Linked DNA regions of Homo sapiens: region 2 is linked to region 1. The links are chromatin loops, found by intact Hi-C in ENCODE. Cell type or tissue: PC-3. All regions are shown on one strand. Links, peaks and the distances in the headings refer to the core of each region. The heading gives the core; the rest is flanking DNA.

The links. Peaks named below come from ENCODE experiments on the same cell type or tissue, not always from the same donor. Only the 100,000 strongest peaks of a DNase experiment are listed, where the experiment ranks them.
Region 2: a loop joins it to region 1, with 2.1 times the contacts of the local background. A loop is called at or near these places in 1 of 110 quality-filtered maps.

The regions. Positions count from the first base shown.
Region 1 is chr13:64,685,870-64,695,137 of GRCh38, reverse strand. It overlaps LOC105370239 (a long non-coding RNA gene), which reads right to left and starts at 4,104. Exons shown (of 6, transcript XR_942029.1): 1 at 4,025-4,104; 2 at 1,947-2,032; 3 at 1,031-1,089. In PC-3, for the core only: no CTCF peak of the experiment used is centred there; a DNase peak (open chromatin) is centred at 5,737; H3K4me3 peaks cover 404 bases; H3K27ac peaks cover 1,546 bases.
Region 2 is chr13:64,769,953-64,779,220 of GRCh38, reverse strand. The region is part of intron 1 of LOC105370240 (a long non-coding RNA gene); the gene reads right to left. Among named protein-coding and RNA genes, the nearest start is that of LINC00355, 700 kb to the right of the region's middle. In PC-3, for the core only: no CTCF peak of the experiment used is centred there; no DNase peak of the experiment used is centred there.

The DNA of each region.
Region 1 (9,268 bases), core at 3,528-7,527:
ATATATAAATTTTTTTTTTTTTTTTTTTTTTTTTTTTTTTTGGAGACGGAGTCTGGCTCTTGCCCAGGCTGGACTGCGTGGTGCGATCTCGGCTCACTGCAAGCTCCGCCTCCCAGGTTCACGCCATTCTCCTGCCTCAGCCTCCGGAGTAGCTGGGACTACAGGCGCCCGCCACCACTCCCAGCTAATTTTTTGTATTTTTAGTAGAGACGGGGTTTCACCGTGTTAGCCAGGATGGTCTCGATCTCCTGACCTCGTCGTGATCCGCCCGCCTTGGCCTCCCAAAGTGCTGGGATTACAGGCGTGAGCCACCGCGCCCGGCTATTCTTAATTTTAAATAAAATTCCTAAAGTTTAATAAAGTTAAGTAATACTGTAAAAGTTTTTACTTGGGTGTCAAGCCACTTTCCTGAAGTCAAGACCTATTTTAGGATATGAAGTTCTAAGCTTCTACTATCAATAGTTTTGACTAAAGAAGTAAAATTTCCAAAGACCCTAGTACAAATCAATACTAAAAGCACATACAAGGCTATTTATGACAGCTCTGAGGACTGACAGTGGAAGTAGTTTGCCCAGGATTTAAGTTCTTTAAGAACAACATTATTATCATAGTTATTTGAGATAATCTTTGATATTTAATTATATTTTTCTTTTACAATAATATTTTTCATGCTTAATTTTATCTTGCTCCAAAACATAATCATCAATAATGCTCTGCAACAATGATTGTTTTCTTGAATATCCCTACTATAGCATTGTGCTCATTTTACACAATGATAATAAGCACAATAAAAACTGTGGTTTCTGATTAAAATTTCAGAGTAATAGAAATAAAAAATAAATGACTCAAGACAACAGAAATTAATGTGTAAATTGCTTCTCTAAACTAAACTCCTGTGTAAATTGCTTCTCTAACCCAATAGTCACTCTGAGCATTAATATTAAAAATCACTGAAGAACATTTTTCCCTTCTATAGTTCAAAATCCATCAGTAATACCCCAGGAGCAAGAAGCAGACCCAGTGCCCAGACCTTTATTATGCAGCAGGAGAAGGAGTCCAGGATCTTTGCAGAGTTCATTGATTCTGGTGCTGGAGAAAGAAAAGAAAACAGGGGAATGTCAAAAGTGCATAGGGAACTAACCTGAAAATTTTCCCCACAGCAAACTTACAATACCTTGACAAACAAAATCAATAATGATAACATTGAATTATAACCTAAAGAATAAAATAAGCACTCATGATTCCCTGCTGATGAAAGAAAGAGTGGAAGAAAGAAAGACACAACTCTTTAGAGAAGAGACCCAATTAAAATTGTAGAAAGTATGAGGGATAGAAAATCACCAATGGAATTCCAAAATGAGAATTATAAACTATATTATAAAAGAAAACTAGTAAATGTACAGTGTATAATTTTAGCAGATACTGTTTTAACTAATTGCTCAAGGTCAATACCATAAACAATGCCTGGGTTAACACCATGTAACTCCCTGATTTATGCACGGAGAAGGGCAAACCAGTTTTGTGGTGTCCTTTCCAATCTGATCATTAAAAAGTCAGAGAAACAAAACTTAAGAAACATTCTATACATAAATGACCTGACTGCTAAAAAATATCAAGATCATAAAATGTAATGGAACACTGAATTTTGTCACAGATTGGAGAAAACTATTAGATTCCCTAAGCTGCTGTAAAAAAAAAAAAAAAAAAAAAAAAACCACAAATTTAGTAGCTTAACGCAAGTTTAATGTCTTACTCTTCTGTACGTCAGAAGTTTGACATGGTTCTCATGGGCTAAAAGAAGGTGTTAGCGGGGCTGTGTTTCTTTATATAGGTTCTGGGATAAAATATAGTTCCTTGGCTGTTCTAGCTTCCAGTGGATGACTAACCTTTTTTGGTTTGACCCATTTTCCTTATCTTTCATGCAAACAACTTCACAACTCTCTCACCTGTCTTCTATCTTCACATCGATCTGTGACTACGCCCAGGAACAATTTTCTGTTTTTAAGGATTCATGCAATAAGAAAGAACCCACCTGGAAAATAAAGAATAATTTGCCTAACTCAGCACCTATACCTTTAATCACATCTGCAAAGTCTATTACCATGTCAAGTAAAATATTCACAGGTATTGGGGATTAAAGAACAACATCTTGGGGAAGAAGAGAGGACGAGCTTAATTCTACTTATCACAGGAAGATGAGAAATAAAACAATCCTAGATTAGATTCCAAATCAGAAAATGAATATTAATGGTGAAATCCAAATAAATTCTGCTGTTCAGTTCATCATACCATATGATAAGGTTTGGCTGTGTCTCCTCCCAAATCTCAGCTTGAATTGTAGTTCCCATAATCCCCAGGTGTTGTGGGAGGGTCCCAGTAGGAGGTAATTGAATCATGGGGGTGGTTACCCTCATACTATTTTCATGATAGTGAATGAGTTCTCCTGAGATTTGATGGTTTTATAAGGGGTTTTCCCCCCACCGCTAACTCTTTTGCCCACAATCTTCTCCTTCCTGCTGCCTTGTGAAGAAGGATGTGTTTGCTTCCCCTTCCACCATGCTTGTAAGTTTTCTGAGGCATACCTAGCCATGCCAAACTGTGAGGCAATTAAACCTCTTTCCTTTATAAATTACCCAGGTATGTCCTTATAGCAGCATGAGAACAGACTAATACACCATACCAATGTTAATCTCTGAATTTTGATAATTTTTCTGTAAGTCTAAAATCTCAAAGTAACAAGTTAGACAAGGAAGTGCAGATACTGGTTGCCTGGTGCAAGAAATAGGGAAGAGGTGAGAGAATGAGAATTAACAGTTAATGGACAAGATTATTGAGGTTACAAAATGTTTTAAAAGACTTTTATGATAAGTATTGAATTGTACACATGACATTAATGAATTTTATGATATGCCTCAAAATTTGTATATGTTTTACAAAGTATAGGGTATGTCTAGTTTATTTTTTAGTCTTTTCAAAGCCAATTTTTAAAAGATTAAATTAACATATAGACTATTGTTAGTACCATTTTTGCTTGAAAAATTAAATAGAATGGAAAACACTATCTCCCCTTACATCCTTAGGTATACACACTTGTGTGACTTTTAAAGACATGTGGCGTATTCTTTGGTATTGAAACTCTTCAAAAAAAATCAGTCTATTCCCTTTGAATAGTACAAATCTTTCTTGTGAAATCTATTGAATTGCCCTAGAGAGTCAAGCAGTAATTACATAGCATAATTTATGCCCATATTACACCTTTAATTAATAAAGAAATATTACAGAATTATGCAGAAAATCTACCAAAATCATGTTCATAAAAATGATAGTACTATACTAAATTTATTTTAAGACCATCTTCAATAACCTAGAGTTTTATTTAGGGTAATAACTTAAACTATATTTTTAAATATAGTTACTCTAGATGACAATTGACAATTATAATTCAATATAAATTATTTTAAATTTTCACTTAAAATGATCAAAGTGACTGTCCCTCTTTTAGCAGTATCATGTGTTTATGTATTATGTGCTTATGTGTAACAGTACTATGTGTACACTGTTCATGTAGCCTGGCACATGACAGTATTATGAGCTTATATGTAGGCTAGTCATGTCTATATTTCCTTTATATTTAAAATTATTGATTTCTATTTAAATATTTTGGTATGTGGAATTTGAATTTCTGTAAGTAAACAAGGTAAAATTCATTAGAAATTTGGTGAAATATTTCCTAAATTATATCAACTGCAAATATGTGACTTCTTTCTTAGTGCTCTATAACTTTTTATTTTAACTTGAAAAAGAAATATCTTTTAAAAGCACTTCAAGTGATACTTTTTCAATGTCAAAAGAAAAAATATATTACTACTAAATAGAGATTTCTACTGGGAGAGTGGTGATTGGGTTTATGGATTTTTGGTATGGTGACTTCTTCCTTTATATTTGAGTCCATGAGAGGCATATAAAAAGTGTTTTACCATGAGGGTCTTGAGTGTCACCAATTAAGATACAATTCTAGGCTTACCACCCCATCAGTCATTAGTTATTGGTATCGTTCAGGACATTTAATCTTTCTTTAACTCAGTTTCTTCATTTGTACAAAATATAGTGATCTAAAATGAAATAATGAAAAAAGAAGAATTAATCTCAAACAGTATTTTTAAAATATTAAGAACAAATCTAATTATCTCTAAAATAAGCCACTTGTTTATTCAAGGATCTCTAACAAAAATTTAACTAAAATTTTCCAGCACTCATTTGATATGAAAATAATAGTTTTATTGACATGCCTATATTGTAAGAACTTTGTGCATAATCATATATATTTCTTTGAATCTTCCAAAACAGGGCTGCTTTTTCAGGTTCACACCTGCTAAGTTACAGTTAATCTGTCTAGCAAGTGCTGATAAATAAAATGCTCAAACTGGAATTATTATATGATTTGTTATGTTTTATTAGGCAACAATCAGATGCAAACTCCAATTAAGTGTTGCTTATTCAATATTAAAAATAAATTTTGTCTAAAGATAAAAGACTAGCTATAGGAGAGGGCATAATAGCTATTTTACCACAATACTCAAATATTTGGAAAACAAAGAAAAATTGTTTGCTCAGCTCTGGAACTGTATAAACTTAATCATTTATTTTAAGATGTATTTCTCTTAGCTTTATAATACTATAGCATTAGTGACTACTTGCCTGAAATATTATCATTGGGGAATATGAAAGAATGTTTCAAGTCTTTGTAAATACCTCTTTTCACACTTGAGACAACTGTTTTGGTGGCCTTCAGTCAAATGACCTGTAAGAACACAAAATAGGGGGGAAACATGCTTATCTTGCAACTAAGAGATTTTAGCATTTATTTCCTAAAATGAAGAAACGTTGAATGTCACCACATTTGCAACTTTGATTTGTATTAATTTCATATTCAAGTGTGGACATTGTATTATGCTAAACCATATTAAATAAAATATTATTACAAAATATGTGACAAAAACTATGGGGAAATATTATATTTCATATAATATAGTTCAAATAAATATTTACATATATTCCGATTAAAGCACTCAAGAATGGACAGTCTAACCATTCTAAGGTCTGTATTTCTTACTCATGCTATTTACAGAATGTATAATGCCTTATATATGATATTAAAGTCTCAAAGCAAAGTTTTTTTATTCTGTAAATAATTCAAAGGAGTTTCTTTAAACAAAGAAAATTCATGGTCTTCTGTTTTTAATAAAATTAAAATTGTCTTAAAATGAGAAAAAATATAAACTTAGCTATATTATTATTTTCATTAAAATGTTTCCTTTTAGAATTGTGTCTATACCTACTCTTCACTTAACATAATCCAAAAGATATGATTAAAAGGTGTTACATCTATGCCAAAAAATATTTATGGTCCACCATTTTATGCCACTTGCATCCTAAAACTTTGCCTACCACAATCTTTTGCATGATGTTTGTAAGACACGAGACTTATGAATCAAGGATTAAAAATGTTATAAGTCACAGATCAGTCAGCTTCATGAGCATTAGCATCTGTGTTGCCTTCCCTAGATCCCAAGTCCCGAGGAAACAACACAATATGGGCCCACATGTACTGCACTTGCAGTAAGTTAGCTTAAAAGAAAGGAACTCCGAATGTCCTGTACTGGGCAATGAGCATGACTGCCCCTCTTTTCAGGAAGAATATATTATCTTTACAATACTATATAGTCAGCATGACTGGACTTGGTTCTAGAGAGAGACACTAATCTTGTAAGAATGTATGCTGTAAAAACATTCATAAAAAGATTGTCCACTGCTAAGGATATCAAGTTACTTGCTTGAAAGCTATACAAACACAAGAAATCCAAAGAGATTCCTACCTTGATTTAATAACTTTTTGGCTTATGCATCTTTTACATGAGTATACCACTCTACCATCTACTCTAATTAATCTAACTTAGAAAGGCTGGGACCATATCTATTTAATTTGTGCCATACAGCATTCAACTAACACTGCTTTCAATAGGTTTCCATACAGGAAGATGAAACCAACCTACAATACTGACCTCAGCAATGCCTCACCCACTGAGTTCCACATCTAGCCGGATCCAAGAAAAAAAAAATTCCCATAAACTATTTCACAGACTTCAACTTGGTTTGTGAGAACAAAAAGTAGAGAAATTACATAATTCATAACAACCCTGGCCAGAGAGTTGAGACTGATCTAAATCACTTTGGGGACTGAAGAGGTGTTACTGATCACTTCAGCTAACGTCAGAAAGAATCTTTCTACTGTCTTTTCTAATTTGATGACTCCCATTGTAGAGATAATTTCCCAAATGGTAAGCATAAGTAATCAGTCACTTATCCTACAAGAAACCTCCCACAAAGACCATTAGAAGCCTCATTTGGGGGAGGAATATGTAGTCATCTGAGGGCTACATGATCTACTGCTTGTGCTTCTTTAAACTCCTATAGCAACCTCTTTGGTTTAAGGTTATGTTTCCAGGAAAGAGGCAAGCAAATTGCTTTATTTTTACATAAGATGTTCAGTCCTAGGTCACATATGGTGACCTTGGAAACATTACGTTGAGCATAACAATTGAGTCTTCCCAGATGAGACCTATATCAGTCAATGATTCCAATGTGATTTTCCAGATAGCTAGCTGGTCTTTAAATTCCTAGTTCAGTTTAAAGTATTGAATATCAACATAGTTCAATTAGAAGACACGTATCCAAGACTGTCCTTTCTGTCTACTCCATCACCCAGGTTGCATTCATCTGCTACACAGAACAATTGAGAAATGGCTATGGAATTGCATGTGCAAAAGTCATCCATAATTGCTGCTATGTGTTTGTCTGGGAGGGACAGTATCAGGGTCCTCCTCCTGATGTTTCCAGAAGACTTCTTGGTAATATTGATGGATATGTTGATCAAATTATGATCAGAATCATTTGGCAGGGTGATGCAGACCTAAAAGTCAGGTTAAATTAAGGTTTGTTTTCTAATTTTTTTTTTTTGAGATGGAGTCTTGCTCTGTTGCCCAGGCTGGAGTGCAATGGCATGGTCTCAGCTCACTGCAACCTCCGTCTCCCAGGTCCAAGTGATTCTCCTGCCTCAGCCTCCTGAGTAGCTGGGACTAGAGGTGTGTGCCACCACACCTGGCTAATTTTTGTATTTTTAGTAGAGATGGGGTTTCACTATATTGGCCAGGTTGGTCTTGAACTCCTGACCTCGTGATCCACACGCCTCAGCCTCCCAAAGTGCTGGGATTACAGGCCTGAGCCACTGCGCCCAGCCAAATTAAGGTGTTTATAATATTTAAAGGAGCACATCGGATTCATTCTCTTTGAGAGAAAAGATTAAGGGGCAGGTCTGGAAGACAAGATCATTAATGTCCCTCTTTCTCCTGTGTTTCTCAAGGTCTGAAGAGTTTCCTTCACAAGTGCCTAAGGTTGTTGCTGTTTTTCCACTATGACAGAAATGATGTGTTCTATTCAAGTAACTATAACTTAATTTTTTCACTAAATATCACATAATCACACCTGGACTTGTCATTTAGAGGGATTGGGTGCAAGAAGTACAAGCACAGTTGTATAATAAAACTTACAGAAATCCATTATTTCCACAACCATTTTCCTCTTGAGCCAGATTTGGTCGACTTAGTAAACACAGTATACAACCAAGTACTCAATCATTATTTTTCATAACTGAAATCATGTCAGTCAAACTAGTGAATGCAGATGCTTTAAACAAAATTAAATTAAACATCTTAGATCCCATTTTCACTGGGCTGTCACTTTCAAGCTGCACCAACCTGATGCTCTGGGTGTGGTGCTATGTGAGAAAAAATAGTATGTCTAGGAACGATAAAGATTAAATCCTGAACATTCAAAAATATTTTAAGAAAACTCCATAGTTTAAAAAAATTGTTTTTCAGGAAGTGGTTAAGAGAAGAAGATTTTTTGCTTGTGTCAACTATATACATACAGCAAATTGGCTTATTAAGATGTTTGGCCCTGGAGGAAGTAAGAGAGACAGGGTTAGAAATTTTTTTTTAATTGACATTTGTGTAGGTCCAAAAAAATAGAATGATGGTAGTGTTACAAATGCTTGTTCCCCGGTGCCACAAAGAAATAGCACCTGAACATAAATTTAATTTTCTCATCAAGACCATTTTTACTTTCTGCAGAAAGGGTACACTTGCCAGCAGTTTTGCCATGAGAGTACACTGAACAAAGGAGACAGGGTTGTTCATAACCTGACGTGTCCACCCCACTGCTGTGTCCAGTTTCCATTGGCTGAAACGGGACCTCACATTCTGTATTTGTCCTGATTGGCTAGCAACTTAGAACTTTTCAAAAGAGACAAAGACCGAGGAGAACAAAGGAAGGAGGAAGTAACTTCTGGAATGCTGAGAAAGGTAAAAACACCTCCCAATAAGGAAGAGGAAGAGGCTATGACCTAATGCTTGCTTGAACCAGTATAAGCATGCCAGGGCAAATATTTAGGCTAAATTGTGGGAGCTAAGAACACAAAGTATATTGATGTCTTTATTACGGCTAGCAGATATTTAAGAGTGTTAGCACAGGTCTTTCAATACATTTTGCTTTTAAGAGAAGTTACTATTTGTTCTTAATTAGGTGGGGAGGAAAGTCTCTTTGAAGAGGAACCTCTACTTCACTTTTTACAGTAGGCATTGTGGATGCCTATCAACATACCTCGACTACAAGCCCATTTTTGAGTGACATATATATAGAAATGTGTCCTTATAGCATATATATGTTATATATACATATATATGTCTGATATGCAGGTTACATTATGTTATATATATGTATGTTATATATGTCTCATGTATATAACCTATATATATCAGACATATCTATGTATATCAGACATAACATAACATGTATATATCAGACTATAAAAATAACATATATAAAACAGATTATATATATCAGACTACAAACATATATATAAAAAACAGATTATATAAATAGATATAAAAGACTATAAACTTTCTGGAACTTTGAAAATATGACATATTAGTTTCAAAGAAGACAATTATGTGGTTGGAGTTAACTGATAAGACTAGAGAAGTACAATTCTAACCTAAAAATTTGTCAACAGTTTTGAAGTAACACTGATAGCCCCATGAGGATGTCAATTGAAAGTCAATTTACCAAGAGCACGTAGAGGCAAAGACCTGCACAATGTGCTTTTCTCTTTATGTGAAGAAAAAATGGCATTTGATTAAAGTCGGACATG
Region 2 (9,268 bases), core at 2,585-6,584, 85 kb before region 1:
CTGAAATGAGGAAATTTTGGTTAAAAATAGATTTGGGATAAGATGTGGAATTAAGAATTTTGTTTTATACATGTTACATTTGGTATATACCACTTAGACATCCATTTAGATGTTGAGTAGACATTTGTGAATATAATTCTGGCACTTGGGAGAGAACACATTAAAATATTAAAGTGTAAATCTTCAGCAAATATGGGATATTTAAAACATGAGTGAGAATAAGATAATCTAGGATGTGAGGGAATATTGACAGGAGTCTAAGATCAAAGTTCAAAACTGTGAGAACACTTATAAGTAAGCAAAAAAAAAAAAAAAAAAAAAAGGAGAACTTGTGGCAGAGATCAAGAAGGAGTACCCAGTGAGATAGAGGAAAAATCAGGAATATATAGTGTCCTTGCATTTGAAGTGAAGAACCCATTTAAAGAGGAAAGGTAATCAACCATGCAAAATGCTTCCAAGAAATTAAATGAAATGAAGACAATGAACGAGTCATTAAAACTGGCAAGATGAAATTCATTGAGATGGTGTGGTACAGAGATGAGATAATTGTCTCTGATTATTTGTATGTCTTCATATGTGAAAATTTCTGTGTTAATCATCTGAGAGTGGGATGCATGATGAAGTTTGGGAGAAAGAAGAAAGTATACATTAGTAAGTTGACTACGAACCAGCATATTATTTAAGACTGTCGGTGTTACATTGGGCCGTTTCATTTTAAAGACTGAACAAACAGAAACTTTACTGTCAATTTTGAGTTTTAGTTCAATACTTATAATTGTGGGAAAATGGATGCTAGTAATTGAAGTCTTTTATAATGGAAGAATTTTATTCAAGGGACAGTGGGTTTTTTTTTGTTTTGTTCTGTTTTAGTTTTTTTTTTTTTATCCTAATATGTTCTTCAATGCAGAGGAACAGCTATCAGTGTGAAACTTCTAGACTCTCTCTCCACTTCCTCACATACTCTGTCCCAGGGAAATAAACAGGATGAGTTTAGGAGAGAAAGGAATTGCATGCTATGCCCTTTACTCTTCCTCTACCCTTTGTCTTGGATACCGACATTCCTGAAAAACTTATTTCCTTGATTATCTTTGATTGTGTCATGAGCCTAGAGCTTAAGCTTTCCAGGACTGCTGGTGTAAATTGAGTTTTTTAATCTTGAATATCAGTATTTTGATTCCAATTGCCTACAAATGCCATCTTTTCTAATATATGTCAGATAACACAGGCTTCCATGTGTTTTGTCCTTTAGTATTCTAAATTGATTCAGAACTTGGTTAAGAAAAATAAGATAATTTAATATTCCCTTGAATAACAATGTGTAAAAAGAAAAGAATAGAAAAGGCAGGAAGGGGAAGACTGAGATAGACATTAGTCTATAGATAATTCTAATTATAGAAAAATCTACAGTGCACAATAGAGGTGAATGTGGAGGTAGAGGTGGCAATATCAATGACAAATTTGGTTATATTTTAAACACTCAATTTTTAATGATTATCTTTCTATTTTTTCAGGTCTTCTTTTCTTTTTCAACAATGTTTTGTAGATTCCAGGGAATAAGTTTTGCATTTTTTTCTTAAATTTATTCTTGGATAGTATATGATTTTTGCTGTTATTATTAGTAGAATATTTTAAAATTTTATTTCAGAGTGTTCACTGTTACTGTATAGAAGTAGAATTGATTTTTTTGTATCAATCTTATATTCTGTGATGGAGAAACAAGAACCATTGCATAATGTTGGTGAGAACCACTAAGGAAAATAGTATGAGAGTTACTAAAAAAAATTAAAAATAGAACTACCATATGATGCAGCAATCCTGCTATTAAACATATATGCAAAGGAATTAAAATCAGTATTTTTAAGAGATATTAGCAATCTTATGTTCACTGCAGCACTATTCTCAATAGCCAAGGTACAGAATCAACCAAAGTGCTCATTGATAGATGAATGAATAAAAAAAATTACACACATGCACACACACACGCACACACACACACACACACACAATGAAATACTATTCAGCCTTTAAAAAGAAGGAAATCCTGTCATTTGGGACAACATGGATGAAGCTGGGGGATATTATGCTAAGTGAGATAAGCCAGTCGCAGAAAGACAAATATTGCATGATCACTTGTAACTGGAATCTAAAAAAGTTGAGCTCATAGAAACAGCATAGGTTGGTTTGCCAGGGGCTAGAGGTGAGGGGAATGGAAAAATGTTGGTCAAAGGATATAAAGTTACAGTTAGAAAAGAGGACTAATTCAGGAGATTTATTGTATATCATAGTGACTATGAGATAATGTACTTTATACTTGAAAATTATTAAGAGAGTTCTGGTTTTAAATGTTCTCACCACAAAAACTGATAAGTATGTGAGGTGATAGACATGCTAATTAGCTTGATTTAACTATTTTACAATGTATACATATATCAAAATACCATGTTTTATATATATAATTTTAATTTTTATTTGTTAATTATACTTTCATAAAAAATCTTATATCCTGCCACATTGCTAAACTCATTTATTAGTATGTGAAATCTTGAAAACTCACTACTTTAAGAATAAATTTTATCATTTAATTCAACACAAGAGCAAGTTATAAAAGGCTTTTACTGAAAGTCTCTTGAATAGTATCTTGTAATTGCTATTTAATATTGTATCAATCAGAATTCAGATCAGGAACACTCCCCAACACAAACATACTTATTTACTATTATTTACTATTTTTTGTAGCATCTCTTCGTGTCTGATGCTAGGACTTAAAGTCTGCAGAGCAGGCAGTTGTGAAGAAAAGACAATATAAAGGGGTGGAGAGAACATAATCTCTCAAGGATGGATTTGCACCCATGTCAATGTCTCTCGGATTCCAATTTTTATGATGGTAGGTGTTGGTGCTCTTTGTTGGAGAAACAGGAATGCATCATCACAGAGCTATACACATGACCTGACCCCAAAGTCACAGAAGCTTAAGGAGTTTCCAAAAATGTAGTGGAGCAGTTGCAGACTCTGCTGTGAAATGGAGGTGAGCCTGGAGATGTGTCACAACACGTATGTTCTGTAATAGCACTTGGTGACCATGTACTGACCTTCCAAGTGTGCAAACATCATGGCTGATGCTTCACTTTCACTTCAAATCTTATACAAAACATTTCTGTGGCACCTCCAAATTTTGCTTTAATAAGTTCAAGATAACTTTTAATATGATCATTGGAGTGGTTTGTAATGTGTCAAATTGGATAGGCTGACATCATTACTGAGAATTCCCTTCTCTGTATGTTTCTGATGTTTTGATTATGGCCATTCTTGTATGTTTTCACTCATAAGTGGGAGCTAAGTTACAAGGATGCAAAGGCATAGAATGACACAATGGACTTTGGGGACTGGAGGAAAGGGTGGGAGGTGGGTGAGGAAAGAAGACTACATATTGGGGACCAGGCACGGTGGCTCATGCCTGTAATCCCAGCACTTTGGGAGGCTGAGGCAGGTGGATCATGAGGTCAGGAGTTCGAGACCAGCCTGGCCAACATGGTGAAACTCTGTCTCTACTGAAAAAAAAAAAAAACAAAAATTAGCTGGGCGTGGTGGTGCATGCCTGTAATCCCAGCTACTCGGGAGGCTGAGACAGGAGAATTGCTTGAACCCGGGAGGCGGAGGTTGCAGTGAGCTGAGATCATGCCACTGCACTCCAACCTGGGCGACAGAGTGAGACTCCGTCTCGGAAAAAAAAGAAAAAAAGATTACACATTGGGTACACTGTACACTGCTCAGGTGATGGGTGCACTGAAATCTCAGAAATCACCACTAAAGAACCTATCCGTGTAACCAAATACCACCTGTTCCCCCAAACCCTATCAAAATTAAATAATAACAATTATTTAAAAACATACAGAGAAGGGAATTCTGAGTATTGATGTTAGCCTATGCAATTTGACACTTTACAAACTACTCGAATGCTAATATTAAAAATTATCTTGAATACATTAAAGCAAAATTTTTAGAGCCCTAAGGACATTAAACAAATTGTGACAAACCATTTTGAAGAAATTTCAAATAAGAGGACATATCTGATAGCTAAACTCACCCTGAGAGTTACTCAGCATATTTACCTTTGAGCATAATATTTACTCTGAGCAAGACAAAAGTAAATAATATTTTCTAAATTTTTTCCAATCCTGTAATTTAATCTGCCTATTCCAAGTAAGTAGCTCTAAAATCTGGTCCTTATTTAGTTTGACAATCTGGAACCATGTGGCTCAAATACACATGCTTATAGTCTTCTCTGACTTTTAGTGACCTTGGATATTTAAAATTTTCCTTAATTATCATAGAATTTTTGAAGCTATTATTTACAACACAAACTTTCCTAAAACCAAAAAACCAAACAAAAATATGGTGAGAAGGTGGAACAAGCATTAATATGAAATTTGCGAAACAATTTGCAATGTTCTGCTCTTTATTTTTTATGTCTCAATATATATTCTTCTGATAGCATTATGTCTTTTTTTTTCTATAGCATATGCAAACTTGTTTGAGTATAGAGGTATGTGCTATGCATTGTCATTTACAAGTCATTATTTTTTCCCAGGATTATGAAATTTTTAATTGGCTTAAGAAATATGTGTTACAGGAATGTTTTCACTTCTGAGTAAGCTCTGTTTATTTCAAATTTTAAAAGATATATCTTAATCTAAGTGAACCTCTCCTTTTGTTATATTTTGTCTCATATATTGATAAATGAGTGAATCAAAACCAAGTTTAAATAATTCTTATTAAACTTTATTATTTTATTTAAATTACATATGTATGTAGTTTGCATATAGAAATTAAAATAGTTAAGACTATTTCAAAGTAAAACTCTCAAATATACTCTGCATTTGAAATGTTCAAATTATATTTATTGATTTGCATATGTTGAACCAGCGTTGCATCCCAGGGATGAAGCTGCCTTGATCATGGTGGATAGGTTTTTTGATGTGCTGCTGGATTCGGTTTGCCAGTATTTTACCGAGGATGTTCACATAGATGTTCGTCAGGGATATTGGCCTGAAATTTTCTTTTTTTGTTGTGTCTCTGTCAAGTTTTGGTATCAGGATGATGTTAACCTCATAAAATGAGTTAGGGAGAAGTCCGTCCTTTTCAATTGTTTGAAATAGTTTCAGAAGGAATGGTACCAGCTCCTCTTTGTACCTCTGGTAGAATTTGGCTGTGAATCCATCTGGTTCTGGGTTTTTTATGGTTGGTAGGCTATTAATTACTGCTTCAATTTCAGAACTTGCTATTAGTCTATTCAGGGAGCGGACTTCTTCCTGGTTTAGTCTTGAGAGGATGTATGTGTCCAGGAATTTATCCATTTCTTCTAGATTTTCTAGTTTATTTGCATAGAGGTGCTTATAGTACTCTCTGATGGTAGTTTATATTTCTGTGGGGTCGGTGTGATAACCCCTTTATTATTTGTTATTGTGTCAGTTTGATTCTTCTCTCTTTTCTTCTTTATTAGGCTAGCTGATGGTCTATCTATTTTGTTAATTGTTTTTCAAAAAACAGCTCCTGGGTTCATTGATTTTTTGGAGGCTTTTTCGTGTCTCTATCTCCTTCAGTTCTGCTCTGATCTTAGTTATTTCTTCTGTTAGCTTTCAGATTAGTTTGCTTTTGCTTCTCTAGTTATTTTAATTGTGATGTTAGAGTGTTGATCTGAGATATTTCTAGCTTTGCGATGTGGGCATTTAGTGCTATAAATGTCCCTCTTAACACTATTTTAGCTGTGTCCCAGAGATTCTGGTATATTGTCTCTTTGTTCTCATTGTTTTCAAAGAAGTTCTTGATTTCTGCCTTAATTTCATTATTTACCCGGGAGTCATTCAGAAGGAGGTTGCTCAATTTCCATGTAATTGTGTGGTTTTGAGTGAGTTATTTAATCCTGAGTTCTAATTTATCGCACTGTGGCCTGAGAGACTGTTCTTTGTTATGATTTCAGCTCTTTTGCATTTGCTGAGGATCATCTTAGCCCCAAACTCCTTAAGCTGATAAGCAACTTCAGCAAAGTCTCAGGATACAAAAACAATGTGCAAAAATCACAAGCATTCCTATGTACCAACACTAGACAAGCAGAGAGCCAGATCATTAATGAACTCCCATTTACAATTGCTACAAAGAGAATAAAATACCCAGGAATACAGCTAACAAGCAATGTAAAGGACCTCTTCAAGGAGAACTGCTCAAGGAACTAAGAGAGGACACAATAAATGGAAAAACATTCCATCCTCATGGATAGGAGGAATCAATATTGCAAAAATGGCCATACTGCCCGACGTAATTTATAGATTCAATGCAATTTCCATCAAACTACCATTGACATTCTTCACAGAAATAGAAAAAAACTACCTTAAATTTCATATGAAACCAAAGAAGAAGCTGTATAATCAAGACAATCCTAAGCAAAAAGAACAAAGCTGGAGGCATCATGCTACCTGACTTCAAACTATACTACAAGGCTACAGAAAACAAAGCAGCATAGTACTGGTACCAAAACAGACACATAGATCAATGGAACAGAAGAGAATATCAGAAATAATACCACATATCTACAACCATCTGATCTTTGACAAACCTGACAAAAACAAGCATTGGGAAAAGAATTTCCTATGCAATAAATGGTGCTGGGAAAACTGGCTAGCCGTATGCAGAAAGCTGAAACTGGACCCCTTCCTTACACCTCATACAAAAATTAACTCAAGATGGATTAAAGACTTGAATGTAAAACCCAAAACCATAAAAACCCTAGAAGAAAGCCTAGGGAATACCTTTCAGGTCATAGGCATGGACAAAGACTCCATGACAAAAACGTTGAAAGCAATTGCAACAAAAGCCAAAATTGACAAATGGGATCTAATTAAACTGAACAGCCTCTGCACAGCAAGATAAACTATCATCAGAGTGGACAAGCAACCTACAGAATGGGAGAAAATTTTTACAATCTATCCCTCTGACAAAAGTCTAATATTCAGAATTTGCAAGGAACTTAAACAATTTACAAGAAAAAACAAACAATCCCATCAAAAAGTGGGTGAAGGATATGAACAGACACTTCTCAAAAGAAGACATTTGTGCAGCCAGCAAACATAAAAAAAAAGCTGAACGTTACTGATCATTAGAGAAATGCAAATCAAAACCACAATGAGATACCAACTCACACCTGTCAGAATGGTGATTATTAAAAAGTCAAGAAACAATAGATGCTAGGAAGGCTGTGGAGAAATAGAAACACTTTTACACTGTTGGTGGGAGTGTAAATTAGTTCAACCATTGTGGAAGACAGCGTGGCGATTCTTCAAGGATCTAGAACCAGAAGTACAATTTGACACAGCAGTCTCATTAGTTGGTATATACCCAAAGGAATATAAATCATTCTACCATAAAGACACATGCACACACATGTATATTGCAGCAATATTTACAATAGCAAAGACATGGAACCAACCCAAATGTCCATCAATGATAGACTGGATAAAGAAAATGTGGCCTATATATACCATGAAACACTATGCAGCTGTAAAATGGAATGAGATCATGTCCTTTGCAGGGACATGGATGAAGCTGGAAGCCATCATCCTCAGGAAACTAAGACAGGAACAGAAAAGCAAACACTGCATGTTCTCACTCATAAGTGGGAGTTGAACACTGAGAAGACATGGACACAGGGAGGAGAACAACGCACACTGGGGTCTGTTGGGGTGTGGGGGGCAAGGGGAGGGAACCTAGATGACAGGTCAATAGGTGCAGCAAACCACCATGGCACGTGTATACCTATGTAACAAACTTGCATGTTCTGCACATGTATCCTGGAACTTAAAGTAGAACAAAATTTTTTAAAAGAAATGTCTAAATTGTAAATCACCGTATGAGGCTGATACTGCATTGCTCTAAAGAAATACCTGAGACTGGGGAAATTACTTAAAAAGAAGTTTAATTGCTTCATGGTTCTGCAGGCTGTACAGGAAGCATAGCAGCATCTGTTTCTGTGGAAGCCTCTGGAAGCTTACAATCAAGGTAGATGGTGAAGCAGGAGCTTGCAGGTCAAATGGCAAGAGCAGGAGCAAGAGAACAAGGGGAGGAAGTGCTACACACTCGTAAATGACCAGATCTCGGGAGAACTCACTATCCTGAGGACAGTACCAAGGAAGATTGTGCTAAAGTAAACCATTCATGAGAAATCCATCCTCATGATGCAATCGCCTCCTATCAGGCCCTACCTCCAACATTGGAGATTACATTTCCATGTGAGATTTGGGCGGGAACACACCTTCAAACTATATCAAGCACCAATGGGCAGATTCTTTGATAAAAACAACTAAAAATATAACTAGTGACAGTTTAATGTTTTTAGCCATGTTAATTAAACAAAAAAAGTAGTTTGAATCTAATATTAAAATTAATGTTAACATGCACATGTATTTTTGTTAAATACTATTTAAACATGTTTCAATTTATACATTTTTATTTGTCATGTTAATGTTTTTATTATGCATTATTTGTCAGTCATACTGTATTTTATGAGTGTTATGGTAGATGTTGGAACTGATAGAGCTTTGCTCCATTACAATTTACACCTATAGCCTATCTGTGGCTCAAGGATCATTGATTTAATTGGTTTTAACACTTCCCTTTTATTTTTTCAGAACATGTGCTATCTGATTTTTATTGAATTTGAGAGGTTTATGTACTGAATAATGACACCTAAGTGTGTGCATTAAAAATGTAGAGGAACTAAATTATATGTTAAAATTTTCAACTTTGGGTAATTTTGCTTACTTAAATGATAACACAAAATTTTCTGATTTCTGCAGTGACTAGACTTATATGTTTTTACATTTTGAAAAATCAGAATTTTTTATCACTTATTACAGTCATATATTAAAAAATAAAAAATGCTACCTACAGCATACACATGACTTCCATCTGCATCCCAACAAATAACTATAGGATGCAAATGTAACTCATGTATATCCCACAGGTAGAACTGGAGTGTACTAATAATCATCAAATTCATTATTTTACTTTCTTTTGTAAAACATATTTTAAATTGTTTCTATCTTTTAGTGGCATGCTCAAGAAAGAAAATATATTTTGAAGAAAAAATAATATGAGCTTAGTTTTAGCTTTACCTGAGTAGAACCAACTAGCTTATACTTTACCAAGGTCACTTTTGGGAGAAAAAATAAGTGAGTTTGCCGTAAGTATAGAAAAGCTATTGAAAATTCATACCTTC